Linked DNA regions of Mus musculus: region 2 is linked to region 1. A link is a loop called in an ENCODE intact Hi-C map of the cell type or tissue named here. Cell type or tissue: gastrocnemius. All regions are shown on one strand. Links, peaks and the distances in the headings refer to the core of each region. The heading gives the core; the rest is flanking DNA.

What was found. Peaks named below come from ENCODE experiments on the same cell type or tissue, not always from the same donor. Only the 100,000 strongest peaks of a DNase experiment are listed, where the experiment ranks them.
Region 2: a loop joins it to region 1, with 6 times the contacts of the local background. A loop is called at or near these places in 24 of 42 quality-filtered maps.

What each region holds. Positions count from the first base shown.
Region 1 is chr15:6,906,007-6,914,084 of GRCm38, forward strand. No RefSeq gene overlaps it. Among named protein-coding and RNA genes, the nearest start is that of Osmr, 36 kb to the left of the region's middle. In gastrocnemius, for the core only: a CTCF peak has its summit at 3,816; a DNase peak (open chromatin) is centred at 3,849; H3K4me3 peaks cover 965 bases; H3K27ac peaks cover 909 bases.
Region 2 is chr15:7,129,021-7,137,098 of GRCm38, forward strand. It overlaps Lifr (LIF receptor alpha), which reads left to right and starts at 552. Exons shown (of 20, transcript NM_001358593.1): 1 at 552-806. In gastrocnemius, for the core only: CTCF peaks have their summits at 3,944 and 5,577 (motif pointing right); a DNase peak (open chromatin) is centred at 3,936; H3K4me3 peaks cover 4,268 bases; H3K27ac peaks cover 4,892 bases.

The sequences.
Region 1 (8,078 bases), core at 1,135-6,134:
TAAGGGCCATTAAACTTTCTTAGGAATGTAACCTCTAGTTTGAGCATTGTTCTTAGGAGGAAATACCATATCCTTGGTGAGGGAGAGTCCAAAAACTCATTGATTAACCAATTTGCTTCTACCTGCCTGGATGTCACTGTCAAATTGAAGCAAAACTAAACCGAGCACAACTCAGCTTGAGTATGAAGAAGGCATAGACTTCAAGACCGGCTTGAGTCAAGTGTGAGAGATAGAAACTGCTTCAAAGGGCCAGCCAGGGAAGCGGCTTTGTTTATTTATAGATAAAAAGGAATAAGGAAGGAAAAGGCTTCATTCCCACAGGAGGCTGGATGAAGGAACAGGAGCTCATTACGGAACGGAATGGACTCTGAGTGAGGCAGGCACCTAAACTGGTGTGCTAGTGGGTTGGATTGTTCTGTGCTGGAACCAGCCAGACACCAGGAGATAGAGCCGACTGGAACTTGGCATGTTCATGAATTGACACATCTGATGAAGAGGCGGCTAAGGGACACAGCGGGATTTATGTGTCTGACTTGATTAGCAAGATCTGGTGCCACCCTATGACTCTTGTATTTCTACTCACATCTGCTTGTGACCTATCATCATGCTCACAGATGAGTGGATCACTCACTCAACCCTCGAGAGAAACGTCTGTCTGTCCTGCATAATGATTAACACAGAGGTGCGCACCCGGTCAAGAGAATACAAGAGTGCTTATCTCTTAATGAGGCATCTATATCACACACCCACTCTGACTCAGGGGTCATTGTGGAAGAGGGGTGGGAAGATGGTAAGAGCAAGAGGCGTAGATAACTGCCCTACTATGTTCTGCCTCTCTGCCCGGGTGTCTGGGGCACCAATGGCGGGCCACTCGAGGGCTGCAGAGCAAAGTCTTGGAATAGGGTCCACATCCTTTGTCTTCCTGCTCTGACCGGGAAGGGGAGATGGCAGTCTGGGATGAATGCTGCGGTTTCCTGTCTCCTCTCTGGGTACTTGGGCGCCTCAGGCAGACCACTGAGAGTCAGGAACAGGTCCGACGGAGGTCTGCCTTTCCCTTCCGGGTCTATGCACAGGTAGGGAGGAGGCAGAGACCCGGACAAGCAGAATCAAGTCAGATTGAGATCTAGGGCACAGTATACGGGAGGTTGTGGAGGGGAGAAAGCCTTTCTCGGGAGTCTTAGGACTCTTTAGTTGCCATGTATTTGTACGTCTGCTTCTGTACTCTGTAGTCTTTGGCAAGAGCCCGTTGGAATATTTTCTATGACATACCATACCGTCCTAAGTGTGGTAGCAGCTAGAAAGATTTTAATCTCCGGAAGAAAAGTTTTCCCATATTCTTCTTTAAAGTGTCTATTCTTGGTCCTCCGATATTTTATTCGACTGTTGGGATTAACTTATGAGTTTCCTCCAAAGCTAATGGGAACTCTGGAATTTTACTGAATACATGAAGTCATGTGTCTCCAGGCATACACACTCACAGAATCGATGAGTTGTAGAGCATTGCATTTCACAAGGTCTTTTTGGCTCTTCACCAGCTCCAATCTGTCACAGTCTCACAACGCCATGGAAGGAGATGCTGTGCTCAAGCAGCCATGAAAGTCTTTGTTTATAGAAAGCTGCGATAAAGTGAATCTATCTTGGGTTCTGATATTGCTTTTACCAGAGTAGATTAATATAAACCTGCAACTAGACGTAGAAGGAGCCACTACGTATTATAGCAGCAAAAGCAAACCACCAGCAGCAGCAGCAAGAGTCTCCTTGCATTTAGTACAGTGTATCTTTGTCTTCTATTGGGGATTGAAAGATTTGTTTCTCAGAACAAGGAGTGCCAAACCAATTGATGTAAGAATGATAAGTATGTGGGATAACATGGATGCTAGTGAAGTTGAACAGTAACATGCTTGGGGACCTGAGTCCTATCTTCAGAAACATGGTTTTAAAAGGACTGGGCCTTGTGGCATGTGCTTGTGTTTGTGGCGTTGGAGAGGAGACATGCAGATGCTAGGAGCTCACTGGCCAGCCTAGCCTAGTTGATGAGTTCCACGTTGGTAAAAGATCTTCTCTCAGTCAATCAGTTAATAGCATACCTAAGGTGGATCTCTGGCTGTGTGTGTGCCACACACACACACACACACACACACACACACACACACACACACACACCATGGGTTTTACGTAGACTAGCCTGCTCTTAAAATCAATCTTAATTTGTCTTGAAGTTAACTTAGGTACAGCTAAAATTGTCATGGCAACTTACGGTTCTATTACACAGATGAAAGTCATCATTTTTCACAGCCACTATCTTGGCCATGGAAGCTCAAGGAAGCGTTGCACTTGGGATTCAGTTCTGTTTTACATGTTGATGTGTACAGATGTCATCTGAAGATAAAGTGGGCTTTCCGCGCTACTGTTTCCAATGTTGATGTCTTTCTCACAAAATCCTTCAGACATTTGCTATAGGAGAAAGGAATCAACTCCTAAAGTTGCATTAGAATTATATTTTTGTGAGGCATTGATTTGAAAACCATGGGACCACAGTCAATGGCAGTGACCAGAGGCAGGCTTGCATATGCACGGAGTGAAGGTTGTGTTTTCATTTGACTGCACAGTCAATTTGATGGGCCGATAATAGCTGGCTCTTGATCATGTTAGCATGATCAGGAAAAAAAATCACTTTTCAAATTGGGTGTTAATTCAAAGTTGCATAACTCTTTGTAGCTGCTAGTATGCACGGAATGAAAGGATCTCTGCTCTCAAGCTGGACAAAAGAAAAATAGCTCATTCCTGTGGGACCGTTCCAGGAAGTTCACAGACTCAAACCAGGGGTGGGGTGGGGCTTTGAAAATGATTACAATTGAATAACTTCGCTTGTCATTACCAGCCAGTCTGCTATCCCTGATTGACAGCTGGTCAGCTATTCCTGATTGACAGTTGATCTGTCAGTTATCTCGAATTATCAGTTGATTAGTCAGCTATTCCTGATTATCAACTGATCAGTCAGCTAGCTATCTCTGATTGTCAGTCAGCTTCATGAGCTAAGCATCAGAAACAGTAGGTTTCAAACACCTTCGTCTTTTAGCCACTGTGGCAAATACCTGGGGGGGGGGGGGGGCAACATGAGGGAGGAGGGTTATAGCATCGTGACAGAAGGGCGTGGTGGAACAGAATTGTTCACGGCATGGCAGTCAGGCTGAAGAAGGGCGACGTTTCCTCATTTTTGCCCATCGGGGCTCACCGCCTACATACAGCGTTAGCGATGCACGTGTTCAGCGTTAGTCAATCCTGTCTGAAAAGCCCTTCACAGAAGTGCTTTACTAATCTGCTTGGCACTTCACCCTAATCAAGAGAGCGATCAAGGTTAACAATTCCTATGAGTCCCGTAGGGCCCCTTGCATGAAGACATCACCTAGAATTCAACCCGACCTGAGAAAGAAAAGGAAAAGAGAAAAAAAGAAAAGAAAGGAAGGGAAGGGGAAAGATAAGGGACGTTCTGCCTTGTCATTGATTTCACGGGTGCATCACAAGGTGGAGTCGAGTTCTGCACTGTCTTGGAGGTGACCAAAAATGAGAGTCAAGTTTGGAGAAACAAATGCTTGTTCTCCTAAGTTTGGATTAGAATGGCCTTTGGGCAAAATTCCCTCATTAGCGTCGAATAAATGTTTTTCCATCATGAGCAAAAAAGATTTTATACAAATTCCATTTCCCAGAACTCCGTGAAAGAAATGGAAACTCCCTTTTCTGATGTTACAAAACAACTTCCCCCCACTAAACCTGCTTTCTCCTTATCCCCCAAGTTCACTCTGCGTCTGCTAGGTGGCGCTGCAGGCTAATGCATGGGTCCCTTAGCGCCTCGCGGGCGGCTGTGTGGGAGGCTAGGCAGGAGGGAAGGAAGCAGCTGCCACTGTTTCCGTCCAGTTAGGATATCAGCACAGTGGAAGGGAGGAGACCTGCTCTTGCCAAGACTTGGCTTCTGTCAACTTAGGAATCGCTCATCATCTTCTGGATGGATCACAGCTGGCGCTGAAGGGGCTGAATGGGCTTCGTATTTCTTTAGGGAGATTCTGGGGCGCCCAAGCTTGTTGAGAAAGGCTGTGGGTTTCTTTGTCCGAATTTCCAAAAGGTGTTCTGTAACTTTGGAAGAAAGACTCAAGAATGAAAGGAAAACATCACAATTCAAAGGTTTGGGGGAAACCAAGCTGTGCCCTGCTTTAACTGGTTCCACACAGTGTAAAACAGTGGCTTTCAGACTATAATTTGGCCTGAATGCTTGTATTTTTATAAGGAGTATTCTGCACCATTTTGAGAGCACTTGTGCCTGCCTCTCCTTGTGCACGTAGGTACCACAACTTGTCCACTACTGCCTGCAAAGGACAGACTGCTAAGTCATAAAACTTAGTTTTTAAAGGGAAAGGAGATATCAGTTACAGATTTAACATAGTAGATTGGCACGCAAGGGCACATAAGTACATTCAAACCACATCAGAAAACTTGGGCCCAAGAACTTATCAAACACAACCAGACAATGGAAGCATGCAACACCCTCACCGGGATCCCACAAGCAGGACACCTAACTGTGGTCTCCTACTTCCCACTCAACCCTGTAGCCCAGGCTCAGACCTGCAGCAGCTCTTCTTTGACTCGGGGTTCTTTGACATTTTTTTCTAACAACCAGCAGTGGCTTTCTTTGTATCTGCCTCACCTTTCTGTCTCCACTAGGGCTTCTTGGAACTGCAACCCTACCCCCACCCTCAACCCCCCTGCTTTGGCCTTTTTGACCCTTTTGTTGCCATTCTGTTATCTGCATATATACAGAGAGATAAAATGACTAAATGCTGTGTAACATGTGACCCAAGAGTTAATGTTAGCGATTAAGATGGGAGTAAAATATTTCATGTTTGTCATTGGGCAGCTATCAAAGGCCATCAGGACTATTAGGCTAACTGCAGCTGACAAAAACAATACAACCTGTGAATTTATGGTTATTTAATAAACTATGACATTGTAAAAAGATACAAACATGTCTGTCTGCGTTTCTGACTTAGTGTTCTCAAAGCTGTACTGATGCTCAATCTTATAAACCAGGTCCCTGGTGGAGGGCAGAGATTCCCACTTCAGTCTTTTCCTAAGCAACAGATGCTTCCTGCTGCAGCAGGACCTGGGACAGCCTTTCTCACCCTCTGCTGCTTTCAGAGTAAGCTAGGGTTGACTTCTGGAAAAGCACAGAGGTAGAGTTCCCGGGAGCCCTGTGTGGTCTGGAGGACCCTAGAGTATCTAGTGACTTAACAGAACTCCTTTCCCATCTTGATGAGGTCTAGAGCTCTGAGACTACTGACCTTAACAAATTAAAGACTCCTTTAAATGTATATAATACAAAATATTGCATATATAAGCATATACATATATATAAACATACACATGTACATCATACACACACACACGCGCGCGCGCACACACACACACACACACACACACACACACATATACATGAAGGTTTTAACTGGAGAAGCAATATGGAGGTGGTCAGGAAAAACCCTGGGAGAACCAGGGCCTTGGTGGGGCTGGGTAGGCAGGATGTTAACCCAAGGAGAGACCACAAAGACAGATTTGCTGCCTGGGTAGCAGTGTGCCCCAAAGTGCTTGTGTGCAGTCTGTGCCTGTGTCCAGGTTTGGGTTCTGGCTCTTTCTCGCCTCTTTCACTCTCCCAGTCACGCCTGGGGGAAACGGTGAGGTCTGTGGGTTGGATTTGAAAACTCAGGACTGAGGAGGAGCCTTAGGCAGAGGGAATATCGGCATCCATTCCAGAAAGAAGACTTCCTTAAGATACAAAGGTTCCCACCCAGAGGCAGAATACACACTCCTACCCACTGTAGAGAAAAGAAGACATGCCAGGAGACACCGAGGAGGAAGGAGACACTACACAGCAATGTACCAAGGGTCAGAGCAGGGAGGAGGACAAAGGTTAGGGAAAGAGTTCCAACAGGAGCTTGTGAATGAGAGTGTGTGAGTGAGCACACACACACACACACACACACACACACACACGCACACGCACACGCACACGCACACACACACACACACACACAGAGAGAGAGAGAGAGAGAGAGAGAGAGAGAGATTGAGATTTGTAGACACAAGAAAGTAAAGAGAAATACTAAAGTCCAAAAGTAGAGGCCAGGAAAGTAGCCATCCAAATGGACATGTGTGGGTTTCTGAGCCGCTCTTCTGACACTGCCCTAAAGATATGTGTCCTGCTAGGCATTGCTACATGTCATCTCCATCCTGCAATCTATCTGTTTCAACCTCAGGGACCTGCAGCCCTTCCTACATTTATCTCTGCCACAGCAACGATAACTTCTTTTGGCAGTAAACATCAGTAACCTTAAGTGCCATGAGTCATATTTTCAATTTTTTAATTAAATTATGGTCTGGCTGCAGTTTGATTTATTTCAGCCCAAATTAATTTAGAGTTGAGTCCACATAAATTTACATGGTATATTTAATACAGTGTGTGATTGTTCGGATTGTAAAGCCTGGTAGATTGATAGTCTCCTAGCAGGCAGAGCGGTAGTAATTGCAATTAAGGGAGAGGTTTACCTTACTCCTGAAACTATAGTCATAGAGGAGATCTGCTCTGTTCCTAGGAAAGACAGGGGGAGAGCCTACAAGTGCCCCATGTTCCCTAAGTCTCCTCGTTAAAAGTTGTAGCAATATGCTAAAGCTGCACTAAAACTAGCAGTGATGTGTTTCTTTCCCAGAATGTTAGAGATCGTAAATTTATACAGTAAGCATCTAGGGGGAAAAAAACCCATCTAACTCACGAAAATCTACTAAATCCTATTTTAAACAGCGAGAGAGTGAGTCATGCTGAGATGGCGTTCCTAGAATTCTGATAAAAGAAAAAAAAAGTCACATTAATTAATGTTCCTGAGAAAGGGTCACGGCTTACAGGAAATGAATTGGAAGGCGACAGGAAGAAGGGTGGGATACTGAGTGCTTTGGATAAAGGCAAGTGACAGCAGCCATCAGAAAGATCTGATTTGATGGGAAACGCAGGGATGCAGGGTAGGGCAAGAGAGGCAGGGGGCTGAGAAGAGGATAGAAGGGGATGATGGTGGAGACACTGGCTGGAGGCTTGGAGCGCGCAGTGGGAGGAGCCTAGTCAGGAAGCAGAGCCTGGGGAAGAGCTGCAATGCCCTTTCTCCTGGTTGCCTGTTAGCCAGGTGATTTGTGGCATGGAATTTTCTAGAACCTCTGAATGTTGAAGGGGATTCAATGGGCCTCGCAATTCTGGTAACTCACTTGACTGTGTGGCCTCAAAGGGTCAGTCAAAGAGTTGAGTTCTGCAAGAGGCAGAAGAAGCGGGCCTCTGTGTATACCGGCTGGAGTTCAGATGTTCGCTCTTCAGTCGCCTCAGGGCGAGGGCAGAGAGTAGAAAGAGACCGCAATTCCGCAGCCTGTGCGGCTCAGCTGCTTTGTCCTCTTCCTCGCTGGAGTGACGTCGTGCTGGGTCACAGTCCCTTTCCACGCAGAACAGACTCAAAGTGCCATACAGAATTATTTTTTTTCTCTTTTTTTTTTTTACATCGATGTATGTATTTGTGTGTATGTGTGTGAGTGTCAGTGCCACACTGGGCTTGCCGGAGTCAGAGGACAACCCGCAGAAAGAAGCTGGGTTCTCTCTACCGTGTAGATCCTGAGTACCAACCTCAGGTCGCCAAGCTTGGCACCCAGTGCCCTCTGCTAAGCAACCTCTCCCCAGCTTACTCTTCGTTTCCTCACAAACGGGTTGGTGAATGGGAAACATTTGCAAAGCTCTAAAACTCAAACCAACCGACCTTTATTCTCTGGCTAATGAACTTATTAGTCAGAAAGAAGTCAGTGTTCTTCAAGGAAATCTAGGGGTGGGTGTCCTGCTTCTAGCAATTCCTGAAAATCCTCATAGATTATTAATTTTCCTGGGAGTGGGGAGGGCTGTGAAGTTGCTTGTGGGTTGGCCATTCCAGGAACACCAGTAAATCTATCTCCAGAAGGTAGAGCTGGCTGCTGCTTCTTCTATTGGAGTGCTTTTGCCGTGCCAA
Region 2 (8,078 bases), core at 1,722-6,721, 220 kb after region 1:
TCAGGAGCTGAGAGGTCCCCTCACCAAGAAAGTAGGGGAACTGAGTGGCAGCGCCCCGGCTTGGGGGCAGTTTAGGTAATGCACAAAATCAGAAAGAAAGAAAGGAAAAAAAAAAAAACCCGCAGTAATTGGCGTCCGTGTGCCTTTTCGGGGCGACACGAGTTTCCTCCTCCGCGCACGGCTTGCAAAGTGCAATGACAGCGGTTTGGGAGCCGCGCTGCTTCCCGCAGGGCCGCCTGGGCTCCGCTGGCCTTTCCGGAGGCTTTGCACCCGCAGGGCCGCTGCGCTCTCGCCCGCCGCTCGGTGACCTTGCAAGGCTGGCCGCGCGACCGGAGTCTCGGCAGAGGCACCTCCCTGGGCGCCGGGCCCGCGCGCGACCCAGAGGCTCCGACTCACGCGCGGCCTCGCGGGCCCGCGGGCCCGCGTCCCCGTGCGCGCGGCAGGGACGGCGGAGAAGGCTGCGGGGGCGCGCGGGGCGGGGCCTGGGCGGGGCCTGGGTGCTGCGCCCCCCGCCGAGCTCCTCGCAGGCGCCGCCTCCGGGCGCGCAGTCTGCGCCGGAGCGTCTCGGCAGTGGCCGCGGCCGTTATCGTCGCCTGGCGCTGCGGTGGCTCGCGGGGTTGGGAGAAGGCAGCGGCGGCCGGTCGTCGGTGGCCGCTAGAGCCGGCCTGCAAGGGGACAGGGGCGCCAGGACGGCGGCTGCTACCACCGGACTGCTCCTTCAGGACTGCAGTCCTGTGCTGCAGGGTCCGGGCTGCCCCGGGGCGGCGGCCGACTGGGATGGCAAGATAGCGGCGCGGGAGCGGCTGGTGAGTGCGGGGGCGCGGCGCGGCAGCCCGGAGCGCGTGCGGGGGGCGCGTCCCCGGCTCTGGGGCAACGCCACTCGGGCTCACGCCGTCCGTGCCAGCCGAGGGGTCAACCCTGCAGCCCGCGCCCACGCGGGCTACACCGCGGGAAACTTGTGCGGCGCGAAGGGCACTGAGTTCCAAGGCCAGAGGTTACCAGGGGGATGGGCAGGACCTTTAATTCCCCATTCGGAGCTGCGACCTGCCAGATGGTTTCCTGCCCCTAAACCTCAGCGCTTCAGAAAAGTAGTTCCTCGTCCTTTCTGTTTTGATGGTGCATTTGACTGACCTGTCTGTAGTTCTAGGTGCTTGTGTCCGAAGGCGCTAAACTTATTAAACTCCCAAGTTAAAGTGTAGGCAAGCAAAGTTAGGCTTCCTAATGGATGGCTTTCCGGATGTGTTGTCTAAAGCACAAAGCTGAGATCGTGGACCCAGACGCACAGAAAACTGCACAGCAAGTGTTGTGAACTTACACAGGAGCTTGAGTTATGTGATTCTAGCCCCCACTTCAGCTGCCAAGACACACGAATCTTTCGTTTACACTAGGGTTATCTTTGGGTCCCTTTCTGTAGCTGTGTTTAATGCAGTCAGATACTGAAAGGACACGTGCGCTGTTACTGACTGACAGTTACATGCATTCTTTGCGTTTACTTTGTTTCTTTAAAGTGGGTTTTTCAGCAGAACTTTCAGTTTAAACTTTGCCATCCAATGCCTTCCCTTGCATATTTAACCCAGCAAATAATATTTGCTTAGAGTTGACCTGACTTTACGTTAGTCAGGAGTTCAAAAGCGGTGCCCACGTTATATTTAAAGCACCGCCCCCAGTGAAAAACTAAAGCATTTGTTTATTGCAACTGATGCCGTCCCCTCCCCTTGCAGGATTATCTTGACACAGATCTGAAGTCATACTCCACTAGGAGCAGAGGCTCCTCGGGTGAGACTGGCAGAGGGAAGCAAATCTCAGCATAGCCTGTGCTTTTAAAAAACACTGGACTGTGCTCTTTTCTTTCTCTCCCTGACTTTCCTTCTTCCAACCAGGTGGAAACTGTGTTCATTTGGAGGCATCCATGAGGAACCTTAAGCTCAGTTTCAATAGGAGGCGTATTGTCAAGGAGGCCGGAGCTGCTGTTTGCTCTCAGGCCAGAGTTGAGCTGAGGTGTGTTTGCCTTGTGAGAGGTGAGATCACAGGCTGCTCTGCTCCAGTGAGTGGAGACTTGGAGTCTCCTCTGGGGAATGAGGACCGAGGACTGTGCTTTTAAAACCAAATGAATTATTTCCTGAGTTTTAAAAACTTTTGCTACGGAAGACTCATTTTTGGGGGGACTGTGTTAGGAATAGTGTAGTGATGGTGTGAAGACGTTACCATATTAATTTGTGGGGCACCTCTTCACATTAGAGAAAATCCACTGGTTACGTAGTTCAGAGTAAAGGGCACATCTCTCTCCTACCACTCCCTTAGCATCAGTAAGCACCAGCTTTCTGGCTCTTTTCTCTCTCCGAATGTAGCCCAATGCTTGGTAGCATTTTGCTCTTTTTTGTCTTTCTGCTGGCTGGGATAGTCGCATGCCCTGTTCTGTACCAGCTCTTTGCCTCCCCATGAAGTCCTAAGTCCAGACAGTCTCCAGTGTTCTTCCCACCCCCATCCCTCCATCCCCCGAGGGAGCCACCTCCCTCTCCCTCTGACACAACATCTGAGAACTCCTTTAAGGATAAGCCATATTTTACTTAAGGTTCTCTTTCTTCACAGGTATAGTCTTCTGATATCTTGCTGTGAGGTTGTTGTAAAGCACTTTTCTTTTTGAGGCTTTTAAGTGGGTTTCAGTTATTCCCAGGGCCCCAAAGTTGCGTCCTCACATTGCAGGAAGTGGAGGCAGCTCTGCCCAGTGCACATTCTCTGATTTAATGACTCCAAAGTGACCCATGGGGATTTGTGGCATCTTTGCTGTGAAATGAGAGCTATGATGGCCAGGACCTAAAGTCATCCTCCTAATGACAAAACAAAGTAAAACTGTGCACTTACAAGAATAATCCACCAGGCCCTGTGTGGAGCCTTTAATCCCATGACTCCTGAGGCAGGGGCAGGTGGATGTCTGTGAGTTCTATGCCAGCCTAGGCTCCGTACTGAGTTCCAAGCCAGGGCTATATTATGAGATCCTGTCTTTAAAAAAAAAATCCTAAGAGTTTAAATGTTTTTGAATATGCAGTGAAGGCTTATACCTATTATTAAATTGAAGGCAGGGGAGTTTTTTTTTTTTTTTTTTTTGTGTGTGTGTTCCAGAAAATTTGCTTCTCATTAGGATAAAGTCTGTGTTTCTGTGGTTGATCACCACTGGCTTCTACTTTAATGTGAATAAATTGCTTTTACACCTTCATTGTTAGAGAAAGTATTTGTCCTTGGCATCTCTTAAGAGTGATTTTGGAAGCAGAATAAATTGTAGAGGTTAGGCCTCGCTAATGCTAGCATTTGAGCACAATGCATTATGTAGCCTTATGTGATCCTATGTGGAGGCTCTTCCTCTTCTTCGTCTTCTCGCTTCTCCCCTTCCAATCCCCTCCTCTTCCTCCTCCTTCTATAAGCTGTGAGGAACCTTTAAAAATCTAATTAAAATCCAATCCACTCTTAGCATTTAGAATATGGTCTTTGTTTTCTTTGGGACCTAACATTGTGGTGTCAATACAAAAGTGTTGTTAACACTGGTCCATATTTGTTCTTCATAAATAGGTGTTTATCAGTCTTCTGTTAATATTCCAGGCAATTTTCGGGAAACTGAGATCCAGCTTATACGGGACAAACAGACTGGCTGTCATGAGTTTCCATCTGAATTGTGGAGATGGATTAAAAACGTGAGAGAGCAGTGAAGAAAGATGGTATCCGGTTAAGGACCAGGGAAACGAACCTACCCTGCCCTGGCAGAGGGGCGTGGCTGAGAGGGGCGTGGCTGAGGTAGAGAGGGGCGTGGCTGAGGTGGATAGGGTCGCCCTGAAGACTGCTGCCTGTGGCCCGAGAAGCCTCCCTAGGGTAGATTGGTAGGAGCTGAGCAGTGTATGATTCTGGAGAAAGGGGAAGTGTAGCTCAGGTAGAGGGCACTGCACGAATCAACATCCAGGCGGCGCCATAGGGCCACCACGGTGCTATGCTACTACTGGGGAGAGGGGCAGGCTGCGGGCATGTGCTTGGATTGGGGTGCTGCGCATGGAGAAGAGGGTGGAAGAATTCCTCCATGCTGGCTCCAGGAGTTCAGGGACAGGGCTTGCTGTTTCCTGTGGCACGCACAGCCAAGGCTGCACCTCCGTCCTGCATTATTTGTTGAGTAGATGAGCAAATAAAGAAAAACCTTAAGAAATAATCTTGCCTGATTTTTGGTCAGAATTCTTCGGAGTCTGTTATCTGAGTTCTCCACCTAGGCTCTAGGCCTTACCATGTGTGTTACAGTTAACACACTCTCAGATTGTTGCCTTAAATCTCATCCTTCTGCCATGAAATTCAAGTCGGAAGTATTAAAAACAAAACAAAACACAACACAGCCCCTTTTAGTAAGTCATAGTGATTTCCAAGAGATAGCCCAAATTTTCACTTTTGATTTCAATGGAGCAGCCATTTACATGGGAGTGAATAATTCAGATGCTTTTTTTTTTTTAAATTTTTTTTTTCTTAATGTGATGTTTTGGTTCTTCGGGCTTGCGACTGACCAATGAGCTGTGCCAAGCTCAGGTATGTTGTTCTCACAGAAGAAATGTGTGTGTGCCTGCTCTATTTTGGGAAATAGCAGGAACTTGTGGTATTTCCTCTTCCCAACTCCTAATCTGTTTGTTATTCTAAATATATGTTCCTTTATATTAATTGAAAGTTTGGGAAAGGAGTTTCATGCCAAGCAATTGTTAGAGCTGTGCGATAAGAGTCTTGTCTCTGGTGATTGACTGTTGGGCCCCTGTTCTGTATTAGGAGTTCCGTGATCTTGCAGAATGTGAGCTTGATCTCTCTCTCTCTCTCTCTCTCTCTCTCTCTCTCTGTCTCCCTCTTCTCTCTCTTTCTTTCTTTCTCTCCCTCTCTCTCTCTCTGTCTGTCTCCCTCCTCTCTCTCTCTCTTTCTTTCTTTCTTTCTTTCTTTCCCTTCCTTCTGTCTGTCTGTCCGTCTGTCTCCCTCCGTCTCTCTCTTTCTAATTTCCTATTCTGACTGTTGATACCTGATGGTAGTAACTTGTTTCCACGTAAGATAATTGTATCCCCCAGCTCGGCGTGACACAGGCAGTGCAGACACTGAGAAAACAATGGGTTCTTCCACACCTCCTTTGTGAGCAGAGTAGTCTTGGTCCTTTTCAGTCTCACTTCCCGCAAGTAGCTGAAGCCAGCGAGGCATTGTAGGGAGTTTCGATGTTTAGAAATGCAAGCACTCTCAAGCAGGTCCTTTGCAGTCCCTGTACAGGTTGCAGAAAGGCAGGAATTCCAGTTGTCATACATTGTCTTGAGTAATGCTGCATGTGTTCCTTCTAGACACTTGCACTGCCCCTGCTGACGCAGGCTGAAGGTGGTGCTCGCAAGCCTTGCCCACTCAGTGTTGGGAGGTGAGGAGGAATTTTTGGCGTATGTTTTTGGTTTCTAATGTACTTTTGCACGGTGGGAAGTTTTTGGCTCTCCTTCATTCTTTTGGCTTCTAAGGCTGAATAAGTTGGAATTAGCATTCATGTCTAGAATCGAGCATAATCTTGTTATGTGGTGGTATCTTGAAGGGCCACTAGGGGGCAATATTTCTTTCTGAAGGTCCGTGTGTGTCTGGGTTAAGCCTTCATCCCCGAAGCACACACTTCTGTAAGAAGTTCTTAGATCCAAGGACAGTTGACACGGTGGTAGCAGGAACATCTGGTGGAAAATAACAAGTGCTGACAGAAGTACTTCCCTGCTTCTAACATTAGAAAACGCTAACGGGGCAGATGGGTTGTAATTGTCCTGTGGACAGAACCTTGTGAGTTGGCTGAGCCCTGGTGGTGGTAGGATGAAGGTGAGACCGTGGCCCACACTTACATGCTGTAACCTCTGGGGCTGTTTGAGGGCCACTGTGGACATTAGGGCGTGATGACAAGATGCCAGCTGTTTGCACGCAGCAGGCCTGGAGGCCCCAGTGTACTTAAATATAATAAGAAATAAATCTTTTTAAAAAATTGAGGATTCAAACAACCTAGCCACAGCGTGGAGCTTGAGAGTCAGAGGGCCCTTTCGGATCCCCAAGTCAGCTTCTGGAGGCCCTTCTTCGGGCCTTTAGAGCATAAAAGTGAGTAAGGCGTGAACATTTGAGAAACTTCTCCAAAGAAACAGTTAAAGCGGGAATGTAAGTTATCTGACTGGAACTTTACCCCATGCTTACTCCTTGAAGGTACCATGATCAGCAGTTTTACTGTGGTAAAAACAACAAACAAACAAACAAACAAAAACAGTTTTAGGGGAGAGCGTGTGCAAGATACAGAGGGAGATGAAAATGTAAGCTCTTAGGAAAACATAAAATTGAGGATTCAGGGGCTGGTGAGATGGCTCAGCAGGTAAGAGCACCCGACTGCTCTTCCAAAGGTCCTGAGTTCAAATCCCAGCAACCACATGGTGGCTCACAACCATCCGTAATGAGATCTGACTCCCTCTTCTGCTGTGTCTGAAGACAGCTACAGTGTACTTACATATAATAAGAAATAAATCTTTAAAAAAAATTGAGGATTCAAACAACCTAGCCACAGCGTGGAGCTTGAGAGTCAGAGGGCCCTTTCGGATCCCCAAGTCAGCTTCTGGAGTTTAATATGTAAAGAAACTGAGACCCAGGGATGCCACGATTTGCCTGGGGACAGTCACTGAGGACTGACCAGCATCCTGACCCTTCTTGGACTGACTGTTACCTGAAAGAGTCTGAGTTCTGTCTAGAGGAGCATCTCCCTGAGGGGTTCGCCACTGTGGGCTTCCGTGTGTCATCTTACCACTGGCACTGAGTTCCGCCCACAGCAGGTGCCCCATATTTTGTTAAGTAAATACATACCTAAAAGAATTCCAATTGTCCGATGGGCACATTATCTGTGAGAGTGTGTTTATATAATATGGATGAATATATAATTTCTCATTTAAAAAAAATAGAGAGTGCTACTTTTGAAACCCAAACTCCTAGCTCTAGCACTGGCCAAATTTGGCAGGTGTGGCTGCATCTGGTCCCTTACTGACCAGGCATTGAATTTTCCAGGAGTCACCTTGTAAACTCCCTAATTCCTGGTATCCTTAACCTTTTATCTTTGATGCTTGAAACAGTATTTACTTTTGAGATCAAACAGTGCCTTGAATTGCCTTTCTTCCACATGTGTCTTATCAGTCAAGTGATTTCACAATTTCAGAACTTTATGGGCTCGTTGGAATTTGGATATTTGAAATCAAATCTCACAAAGCCCCCACAGGCTCTGGAAATTGTCGCTTCGAGATGCCTGGCGGATGTTTGAATTGTGGTAACTTTCCAGGAGGGCAATTTTGCATTACTCATCAAAAGCCTCAAAAATGTGCCACGTATCAGAACCAGGAAGGGAGATCAGGGGGAAAAGCTGTCTGCAGATGCTGAAGGCTGCTCCACTACCATGCACATATCAAAACCACCCCTGCAATTTGACAAAGCTATCCTTGTAACTTCTTTGGCCGGGGGGGGGGGGGGGTGTCTAGACAGGGTTTCTCTGTGTAGCCCTGGCTGTCCTAGAACTCACTTTGTAGTCCAGGCTGGCCTCGAACTCAGAAATCCGCCTGCCTCTGCCTCCTGAGTGCTGGGATTAAAGGCGTGTGCCACCACACCCGGCTCCTTGTAACTTCTTAAAACACCTGTTCCCCAGTGGAAACAGCTTCCGTGCTCAGTAATAGGAATTGGTTATGGTTTTCATGAGTAATGAAGGGACAGTGCTGCAGGGGATGCCCACTGGTGGAGCTGCACCAAATTTACCATTTGTCAAGCCAGATGACCAAGAGGCCTATGTAGGGTCATTCATCTAGGTGTTGTCTTTGCAGCGAGCGTGCACATGCATACATGTGATCAGCTCTGTGACACTGTGTAGGATGACCCCAAGATTACTGTCTAGACGCTAGCTGAGATGAATTCTGTGTGCAACATCAATAGCTCTGTTGCTTTTAGCAGCCACCCCCCCAGCCCCCCCAGAATTCCCAATATCTAAAAAGCATGTGGTACAGTGTAGGGGCCGGGGAGGAAGTTGCATTTCCGTTCCCAGTGGTTGT